Linked DNA regions of Homo sapiens: all the other regions are linked to region 1. A link is a contact called in ENCODE Hi-C or POLR2A ChIA-PET data. All regions are on one chromosome and are shown on one strand. Each heading gives the region's core, a stretch centred on a gene start or an enhancer-like site at or near the end of the contact. The rest is flanking DNA. Distances are from core to core; before and after follow the strand shown. Region 1 holds the start of ZNF740 (zinc finger protein 740). Region 2 holds the start of PRR13 (proline rich 13). Region 3 holds the start of ATF7-NPFF (ATF7-NPFF readthrough).

Region 1 (3,021 bases), core at 414-2,913:
TCATCTTTGTATTCCCAGCACAATGCCTTGCATGCAACAGGAACTCAATAAATTCCTGTTGGAAAAAAACAAAAGAAGCATTCACCGTACTATTCACTCCCTTACACCCCTCAGCACTTAATGTACCAAATGTAAACTGAGTACACGTTGCTTTGCAAATGTCCCATCAGTGCCTGTGATGCAGTATAGCCTACCTCCTTCATTTGACTGGAAGCTCCCTGAAGGCAGGGGCTGTGGCCTGTCTCCTTTCCTTCCTCTAGATCTCCCCCTGGTGCTTAATACAGAGCTTGGATCACTGGGGTTGGTCAATATGTTGACTAAGGCAGCATTCAAGAGTGAAACTGCAAACAGGCTTCCCAGTTATCTTGGAGGAGGACTCTAGAGCTTTTTACCTGAGCCATGCTGATTTCTCACTTAAGGCAACCCAAAAGTTCAGGAGTTCCTAGGTCCACCTTTCCTTGAGACACTGTCGTTTTGAAGAACTGTCACCAAATCACGGTAGCGACTCCTTCGTGTCCCATCAGTCCTGTTGCCATATTGAACTTTGTCTTCAAATAGAACTTAGTGTCCTCCGAAGAAAAGATAGGTGTTCCAAGAATCCCTGGACTCTGCCTGGCTCCTGCCTATTGTCTGAAGAAAAAGAGAGTCTACCAGTCTTGGTTTTCCAGTTGAATTCTCTTGATGAAGCTCACGATCTGTTTCAGAAACCTGAAACCAGAAAGGAAGAGGGGGGCTGCTAAATGCAACATCTTCAGGCCATTACAACGTGCGATATGAATTTTTTTTTTGCTGGGCGCTCTCTGTGAAGCTCAGAACGAGGACATGAGTCAAGAAGAGTTTTCTTTCTAGGTCAATAGGAGGAACTGGTCTCCTGGGCAAGGAGTGGAAGCCAACAGGAGCAAAAGTAATTGGGGCCTCCTATGGAGGAACTCTGCCAAAAGGAAAGTTGCTTGGATTTGCCATCTCAGGAATGGAAGAAGGGGGCGGAGACCCTTTGGGGCTTTTGTGCCCAGTGGGCCGGCCCGAAAAGCTCGCACTTTACAGAGGCGGCAAGACTAGGGTGGAGGAAAGCTCAAGGGCCATCGCTGGGTGCTTCGGTGGCGGGCAGAAACGGGACTGGCAGTGCCCACACGTGTGCGTTCTCCCCGTCCGCCCGAAGGTAGGGAAACTTGCTGCGGAGGTGGAGGACAGGCAGGCGAAGCCCGGCGCGGCGTGTCGCCCGCCTCGCTCCGGCCAGCCAGCCTCTGCACCCGCTGCACCAACCGGGAGCAGAGCCGGAGAGTGCCGAGAAGCGCGCGAGATGCGTGCTCGCGCCCGCGTCCCCTCCGAGAGCCCTCTCCCGGGCCGGGGACGCGGCGGGACGCGCGGGCAGGGGGCGGTGTGCGCGCACGGCCTTTCCCCTCCCTCCCCCGGAGATCCCCCTCCCTTCGCCACGCGCCCCTCCTCCCCTCCCCTCCCCCTTCCCGCGCGGCACCCCACGGCTTGCGAGCTACTGAAGCGCTGCCGTCTGTACGGACGACGCTGCGGTCTTTGGGGCTTGCTCCTACCTGCCAGGCGCGGCCTCCCGCTGGCTCCCTGGCCGCGCGGCGCCTCCTCCAGGCCCCAGCACACCCTGCCAACCCCACCGCCGCGGCTGCCCCCACCGGGACCGAGGCAAGTTTACAAACACCAACCCCGGCCCGTTTCCCCGGAAGCACTTCCCCCTCCCCCTCGTCCTCTCCGCCGAGCGGCTGCATCCACTTCCGGGCTCGGCAGCTAGACTAGCGGGGGCAGCCTCAGAGCGGGTGAGCTTGGGGACGCACGGAGAGGTGCAGCTGGGTGAGTGGGCGGCGCCGTGCGCCGAGGGCATGGAGGAGGGAGCGCTGAGGCCGGCGCGTGCGCCGTGGCCGGGGCGCGCCCCGGCCGCCATCGAGACTGAGGGCAGGACCCTCGGCCCTTCGATGATTGTACGCTGGGTGCTCGATGGGAGGAGGGTTTGCTGGGTGAGCTGGTTCAGACTCCTTGAAAAATCATCGTCACTCTTTCTTCCTCGCGGACGTCCTGCCCATCGCTCTGAGCCGGCGCCCCAAGTAGAGCCAGAGTAGTTCGTACCCAGCCTTTTCACGTAACTCGGCCGAGGTGGTTCTTCTCCGAATTTTTTCCGTCAGGCCCAGATTAGCAGATTTTGGGGTCAGCTGGGAGAGGCGTTAACTTTTCTTCGCACACTCTTGCTTTGTGCGCTCAACCACAGTCTGAATTCTCGCAGAGGCGTTCCTTGAGTAGCCCTTGGCCACACTGCTCACCTCCCTGCAGAAGTCAAAGCCCCAGCCCTCCTCTGCGAATCCCGAGGCCAGCCTGGTTGGTTACCTTCTCCCCTTCGCCCTTTACTCCAGGCCGTCCAGCATCAAACACTAGCCTCCACACGTGGAAAAGACCCTGACTCCCACAGTAGACTAGTCTTATGGGAGTCCTGGCTCTTGGGCCAGGCTGCATTAGGAAAATGGAAACCAGACTGTCTTCAAATTCTTCTGCCTAGCCTTAGCCATTAGAGAGAGGTCCTGCTAAAGATGGACTGCAAATGCGCTTGATGGAAGGAGATGTCAATTCCACTGAAGTCCTCATTTCTGCTGTAGGTGATATTATGTCGTGACTTTAGGAGAAGTAATGGTGATACCAAAAGAAAAAAAAAACTGTATGATGAAAAAAAGACAAGGATTCTCAACTTTTTTTTTTTTGTAGACAGATTTCATTTCCCTGAGCCACTCCATGATTTGGGCCATTGAAAGTACGTTTTTTGTGTTTTAGGATCATTCTAAAATAGAGACAAAATGGAGAAAGAGAGAGATAAAGAAACATCACCAGGAATAAGTCTTTTAAATCTTTTTTGAAAATTAGCTCCTACTTATTTTACAAATCGACACAACGCAAAAGTATAAAAGACACAAAATGGTTATTCTCCCCCTCTACTTATCCCATGCTCCTGAAGGGAATCATTCTTACCAGTTTGGTATATATGCTTTTAGGCTTTTTTCTGTGTTCATA
Region 2 (3,361 bases), core at 120-2,619, 260 kb before region 1:
GACAGATCTCATGAGGCCATGAGTTTGAGACCAGCCTGGCCAAATTGTGAAACCCCCATCTCTACTAAAAATACAAAAAGTAGCCGGGCGTGATAGCATGCGTCTGTAATCTCAGCTACTCCAGAGGCTGAAACAGGAGAATCGCTTGAACCCAGGAGGCGGAGGTTGCAGTGAGCCTGGGCAACAGAGACTCCATCTCAAAAAATAAATAAATTAAATTAAATTAAAAAGCACTGGTCAGCTCTAGACTAAGGACTTTGCTTTTGCGGGTACAGCAGGTCGGGGGTAGGGGAGCTGATACAGAAACTTCCTGTTATAGAGCCCATCAGAAAAAGGGTTAGGGGTGGAACAGAACCCCCAAACACCTACCGGCATTGGGATTCCACATGTTTAGGTGTGTCCTCCAGCCTGAGGAGAAAGAAATGAGGCAAAAAAGATGACGGTCTAGAGGTAGGAAGTGGACTTAGCACCGGAGCCCAGCCCTAACGTCTTCCACCCCACAGTAGGCTCTCCTACCTGGAGAACTACCACAACTTCCACATAAGAAATGTCTCTTTTCTGGCTGGGCGCGGTGGCTCACGCCTGTAATCCCAGCACTTTGGGAGGCCGAGGCGGGTGGATCACGAGGTCAAGAGTTCGAGACCAGCCTGGCCAACATCGTGAAACCCCGTCTCTACTAAAAATCTAAAAATTAGCCGGGCGCGGTGGCGGGCACCTGTAATCCCAGTTATTCGGGAGGCTGAGTCAGGAAAATTGCTTGAACCCGGGAGGCAGAGGTTGCAGTGAGCCGAGACCGCGCCACTGCACTCTAGCCTGGGCGACGGAGCAAGACACCGTCTCAAAAAGAAAAGAAAAGAAAAGAAATGTCTCTTTCCACTTGTTTCTTCGCCCTCAATACCTACTTGGTTCCTAACACAGGAATCTAGTTCCCAGGGCCCCTCCACCCAGGTGGAAGCGTCTAACTCTTCGGAAGTAGGCAGTACCCGCGAGTCTCGGCCCCACCATCACTCATCTCCCTTTCCCTGGAACTGAGTACGGAGGCCTTTAACCACGCACAGAGTAAGAAAGGATCTCAAACAACTTTCTCTCTCCCTGGGGAGGACCCCACCTCAGGCTAAAAAAAGGATACGCCTCGAGGCGAAGTAAGAAGGAAGTTGCCCAAGAACCTCAAATACTTAAATATGTGGACACAGCCCCCTTCCTCCAAAAAAGAAAAAAGGCAAATGAAGATCCTAGCCCCAAGCTGCGAAGAGACTCTTGACCTAGCAAGGGGAAAAGGAAAAACCTATGGAATCCAGATACCCCATCACCTTTCCACCGCCGCCTGGGCTTGCTGCGTTCTCCTTCGCAGTCTCGGCTCTTCCTAGTCACCCAGACCCCGTGCTTCGGCACCCGCCTCTGCTACTGCCTAATTGGTAATTATGTGGCCGCTCGACTGATGATTAGACAACAAACTAATCAATCACTCTGGTCCGACTGAGGAGGAAACGGTTGCTCTAGGGGCGGAGCGGAGCCCTTTACGGCTAGGCCAGTACCGAGAAGCCGGAAATCTCCTGGGGGCGGGGCTAGGCGGAGAGCGCTGGAGGGGGCGGGGCCAGCTGCTGGGCAAAGTCCTAGAGACACCGAGAAGAAACTCTTCCCTTGCTCTCTTACCTCATGGTTCACTGGGTGCAATACCTTGTAAAATGAATACACTATGGTAAGTGTTGTAATACAGATATAGACAGAGTTCTCGGCAAGGGCAGAAGAGCTGCTGAGTCCCAGCCCCAAGCCTCAATGTTCCCGGCTCCGTCTTACACTCGCAAGGGAAGCAAACAAACATTCTTGCGGAAGATACAGAGATTTCATAATCTCTCCCAGGATTCCCTCTCTCAATTGCATAGCTCCGCCATCTGTCAAGTAGCCTAAACCAGAAACCAAGGAGGGCGTCCGTGATCCCTCTGCCTCCTTCACCTCCCTTACCCCAAATTATCAGTTTTGTCTCTCAAATATATCTGGAATCTCTCCACTTCTCTCTGTCTTCCCTGCTCCAAACCTCCCATCATCTGTCGCCTGGATTCATCTCTCCCCTGAATTGCTACAATGGCCTCCCTACAATGGCCTCCCTTTTTTTTTTTTTTTTTTTTTTTGAGACGGAGTCTCGCTCTGTCACGAGGCTGGAGTGCAGTGGTGCGACCTCGGCTCACTGCAACCTCCGCTTCCCGGGTTCAAGCGATAATCCTGCCTCAGCCTCCGAAGTAGCTGGGACTACAGACGCGGCTAATTTTTCTATTTTTTAGTAGAGATGGGATTTCACCATGTTGGCCAGGATGGTCTCGCTCTCTTGACTTCGTGATCTGCCCGCCTCGGCCTCCCAAAGTGCTGGGATTATAGGCGTGAGCCACCGTACCCAGCCTTTAAAAAAAAAAAAAAAATACAAGTGGCCGGGCGCAGTGGCTCACGCCTGTAATCCCAGCACTTTGGGAGGCCGAGGCAGGCGGATCACAAGGTCAGGAGTTCGAGACCAGCCTGGCCAATATGGTAAAACCCCGTTTCTACTAAAAATACAAAAATTAGCCGGGCGTGGTGACATGTGCCTGTAATCCCAGCCACTTGAGAGGCTGAGGCAGGAGAATCGCTTGAACCCGGGAGGTTGCAGTGAACCGAGATCACGCCATAGCACTCCAGCCTGGGCAACAGAGCGAGACTCCATCTCAAAAAAAAAAAGAAAGAAAGAAAGAAAGAAAGTGAGCTAGGCATGGTGGCACATACCTGTAATCCCAGCTAGTGGGAAGGCTGAGGCATGAGAATCGCTTGAACCTGGGAGGGAGAGGGTGCAGTGAGCCAAGATCATGCCACTGCACTCCAGACTAAGCAACAGAGCAGGACTCTGTTTCAAAAAAAAAAAAAAAAAAAAGTGGGATACAAAAAAATTTAAGACAATAAATTTTATGCCAAATATGTCATATTAAACTAAAGCATTTGAAATATTTTAAACTTTTTTTCTTTTAATTTTTATTTTTAGTGCTGGGGTACATGTGCATGATGTGCAGGTTTGTTACATAGTTAAATGTGTGCCATGCTGGTTTGCTGCACAAATTTTGCTGCACCAATAAACCCATCAGCTAGGTATTAAGCCCAGCATGCATTAGCTATTTTTCCTAATATTCTCACTCCCCTGACCCTACCCCCCAACAGGCCCCAGTGTGTGTTGTTCCCCTCCTTGTGTCCATGTGTTCTTACTGTGTAGCTCCCACTTGAGTGAGAACATGTTCCTGCATGAGTTTGCTGAGGTTAATGGCTTCCAGCTTCATCCATGTCCCTATAAAGGACATGATCTCATTCCTTTTTATGGCTACATAGTATTCCATGGTATATATGT
Region 3 (2,975 bases), core at 408-2,907, 450 kb before region 1:
GTTCAAGTGATTCTCTTGCCTCGGCCTCCTGAGTAGCTGGGATTTACAGGCGTGAGCCACTGCGCCCGGCCAACATACAAATTTTTCTTATATATTTAAGGTATGTTTCCATCACTGTATTCTTTTAAGTAGGAATTGTTTTAGGGGAGAATAGTTTGGAAGCCAAGACTCCTCTCAACTTTTCTCAATTCACTACATAAGAAAGAAAGATTTTACATCTGTTTCATTTTAGGTATCTAGGGAGAAATCACCCAGATTCTTCCTACCTCTCAGAGGGTGCTGTGAGGATAGATGAGATGCTAGACAGAAAGTTCAGAAAGCTGAGTAACATAAAGCTGCAAAAGGAGAGAACAGAGATTCCATAGATAATATTTTAAGTCAACTACAATTCGTTAAATTTTAAGAAAATTATTTATTTTATTTATTTATCGAGACAGGGTTTCACTCTGTTGTCCAGGCTGGAGTGCAGTGGCCTGATGTGGGCTCACTGCCACCTCAACCTCCTGGGCTCAAGCGATCTTCCCACTTAGCCCCCCGAATAGCTACTACAGGTGCAGGCCACCATGCCCGGCTAATTTTATATTTTTTCGTAGAGCTGAGTTTTCGCCATGTTGCCCAGGCTGGTCTCAAATTCCTGGGCTCAGGCGATCCTCTTGCCTCGGCCTAGCAGTGTTGGGATTACAGACGTGAGCCACTGCACCCAGCCTGTTTTTTGTTTTTCTTTTTTCTTTTCCTGGTTTGTCTTGAACAAGACATATAAATGTAAGACTATAGACTTTGCATTTGATATTTCCCCCGAAATCTTCCCAGGTCATAATTCAACTCCTGGTGTGTTACTTCCTCAAAGAGGTCTTCTCTCAAACACTAGGAGTAAAGCTTCTTCCCCACTCCTAGTCACCTTCTGTCTCACTATCCTGAAGCGCTTTTCACTATTTGAAATATTTGTGTTTATTGGCTTTTTAACTGTCTCCCCTTCCTCACTCAAATATAAATTCTACCTGGGTTGGTAACTCCTTAACCCCATGCTTAGAACAATGCTTTGCACGGGGGGTATAGCTCAGGGATAGAGCATTCGACTGCAGAACAATGCTTTGCATGTAGTATGCCCTACGTTTTGTGAAAATATTTGCTGAATAATATAGTGATTTTAAAAAATCCCCAAGCAGTTTCATGTATCTCATTTGATCATTACAACTATTTGAATAAAATGAGATTGTTAGTCCCATTGTACAGAGACTCAGAGAAGGTTTTCACCCAAGGCAATAGGGCTAGTAAAATGGTAGTGTTAGAATTGCTGTGCGGGTGGATTGCTTTGTCCGTACATGGACTTCATTTCTAGCGCTAAGGGTATTTTAAATTACTTTGCCGTTAAGGAAGCGATGACTCTGAAAGATAGTAGTAACCACCACTACAGGCACCTGTAAAGATCCTCTCTCCTTTTTCCTTTCTTTCTCCCGCTAGATTCTGCAGCCGAACACGTGTGACCTGTGTGGACAGTACTCGCTCAGTCTCCCTCCCCAGCCCTGCCCACAGTAAGCCCGGCCCCTTCTTTTCCCGGAGCCCCCGCCTCTCGGCCGCTTTCCAACTCAGCCCCCACGGATCTCGCCCTTCCCCCGCGGACCCATGACTTCTCGCGAGAGTTGAGCGCGCCTGGCCGGACGGGAGGAAAGTATCCGTTCCGCCAAGGGGGGAAAGGAGGAGCTGGAGACAGATTGTAGGACCGAGCGCGGGCAGGCGGGAGGCAACGGAGCTACCAGCCGGTAAGTCCTTTTAACATTAGCTAGTCCATGATCTGACGGGAGTCTCCCTTTCAACTCTGGCCAGTCCCAGCGTTCCAGGCTGGGGTCTCCCCTCCCAGTCTGTGTTGGACGGGGGCGCTGAGGCGGTGGCCGGGCCCTGTCTGAGGAAGAGGGTGGGGCATAGGCCAAAGCCGACCAATGGGAGAGAAGGAAGCCTCGATTGGCGGCGATGAGCGCTAATGGGAGATCGCTTTTACGTTGCCGAGCGCCGCCCTTCTCTCCCTACTCCCGCCTCCTTCCTTTGGGGGGAAGGCGGGGCCAGAGGCTTGAAGTGTGGGGAGAACTTGGTGTAAGTAGCCCCGGGGGGCACAGGGCGTGGCAAGGAGAGGGGAATTGAATCCTGAGGGAAGGGTAGTCTAGTGGAGCCTAATGGAAGGATCATGGGATGGGGTGGAATGGGAGAAAGAGGAGGGATACTAAACTAAGTTAGAAACCCAGGGCTTCCCAAAGAGTGGGATTAGGAGCTTGGAATTGGAAAAGGGTAATAGGAAGGAGGTAGGAATGAGTAGATGAGAACAAAGATCTTGATCTGGTGACACAACACCCCGTTGGGTTTGGCAGAAAAGATAGATGGGGTGGATTATTGGAAATGAGGGTCATGGCATTTTGATTGAATTAATTAAAAGAACATCAGGGACATGATATCAGAGAGAAAGTATGGATTTGGAGAAAATTAAGTGAATTAATTTAAGAGGACAGTATGGGTGAGCTGAGTCGCCATAAGGCATGGCTTCTGGAAGGATATGAGCCTTGAGAGCGATAAGAGGTGTTTGGGAAGGAGATGGCTGATATACACATGTCTTTAGCCTAGGTATCAGGTGGTTGGGATATTGATTTAGGGCTTCTGGTGGATATGGCACCCAGACTGGTGACCAGCCTCCAAGATGCTGGGATGGGGGTTGAGAAGGAGAAAAATAGAACGCTTTCATCGCTTCTCTGATTTTCCTTCTCCCTCTCTTCTATTACCCAAACTCTTCCCAGACACCAGGATGTGGTCTTGGGACTTAAGCAGTCCAAGTTGGAGCCCCATAGGGACTTAATATGTTGCTCTGAATTGCTTGTTATGTTCTCTGACTGGGGTGTTTACAACCCAGGGCACCTCCTACCCAGATTCCCGCGTTGCTACTTTCCTAACTTTAAAAGTTTGTTTTCTGCTTAACAGAGGGTGTTTTAGTA

Evidence for each region. A loop is a pair of places that touch in the nucleus more often than their neighbours do. ChIA-PET counts read pairs that join two places held with the same protein, here RNA polymerase II (POLR2A). Pooled maps may share reads with other maps.
Region 2: a loop to region 1 is called in a map of dorsolateral prefrontal cortex, with 2.5 times the contacts of the local background. The contact joins the promoter of PRR13 here to the promoter of ZNF740 in region 1. A Hi-C loop is called at or near these places in 6 of 168 maps with a recorded cell type or tissue (B cell, CD4-positive, alpha-beta memory T cell, CD8-positive, alpha-beta T cell and 2 more), 5 of 37 single-sample maps with no recorded cell type and 18 of 50 pooled maps. POLR2A ChIA-PET finds 5 or more read pairs at or near these places in 8 of 52 experiments (CD4-positive, alpha-beta T cell, Caco-2, MCF 10A and 4 more).
Region 3: a pooled map shows a loop between it and region 1 (14-fold over the local background). The contact joins the promoter of ATF7-NPFF here to the promoter of ZNF740 in region 1. A Hi-C loop is called at or near these places in 1 of 37 single-sample maps with no recorded cell type and 11 of 50 pooled maps. POLR2A ChIA-PET finds 5 or more read pairs at or near these places in 2 of 52 experiments (A673 and activated CD8-positive, alpha-beta T cell).

Annotation. Positions count from the first base shown.
Region 1 is chr12:53,179,364-53,182,384 of GRCh38, reverse strand. It overlaps ZNF740 (zinc finger protein 740), which reads right to left and starts at 1,663. Exons shown (of 7, transcript NM_001004304.4): 1 at 1,548-1,663; 2 at 393-708. The coding sequence starts at 401. CSAD (cysteine sulfinic acid decarboxylase) reads left to right here and starts at 1,460. Exons shown (of 17, transcript NM_001244705.2): 1 at 1,460-1,653. RefSeq lists silencers at 646-940, 1,294-1,593, 1,884-1,973 and an enhancer at 1,636-2,194.
Region 2 is chr12:53,439,742-53,443,102 of GRCh38, reverse strand. It overlaps PRR13 (proline rich 13), which reads right to left and starts at 1,369. Exons shown (of 4, transcript NM_018457.4): 1 at 1,311-1,369; 2 at 370-408. The coding sequence starts at 388. RefSeq lists a silencer at 1,372-1,521 and enhancers at 1,812-1,901, 1,632-2,397.
Region 3 is chr12:53,625,064-53,628,038 of GRCh38, reverse strand. ATF7-NPFF (ATF7-NPFF readthrough) reads left to right here and starts at 1,657. Exons shown (of 15, transcript NR_159377.1): 1 at 1,657-1,760. ATF7 (activating transcription factor 7) reads left to right here and starts at 1,657. Exons shown (of 12, transcript NM_006856.3): 1 at 1,657-1,760. RefSeq lists an enhancer at 1,731-1,800.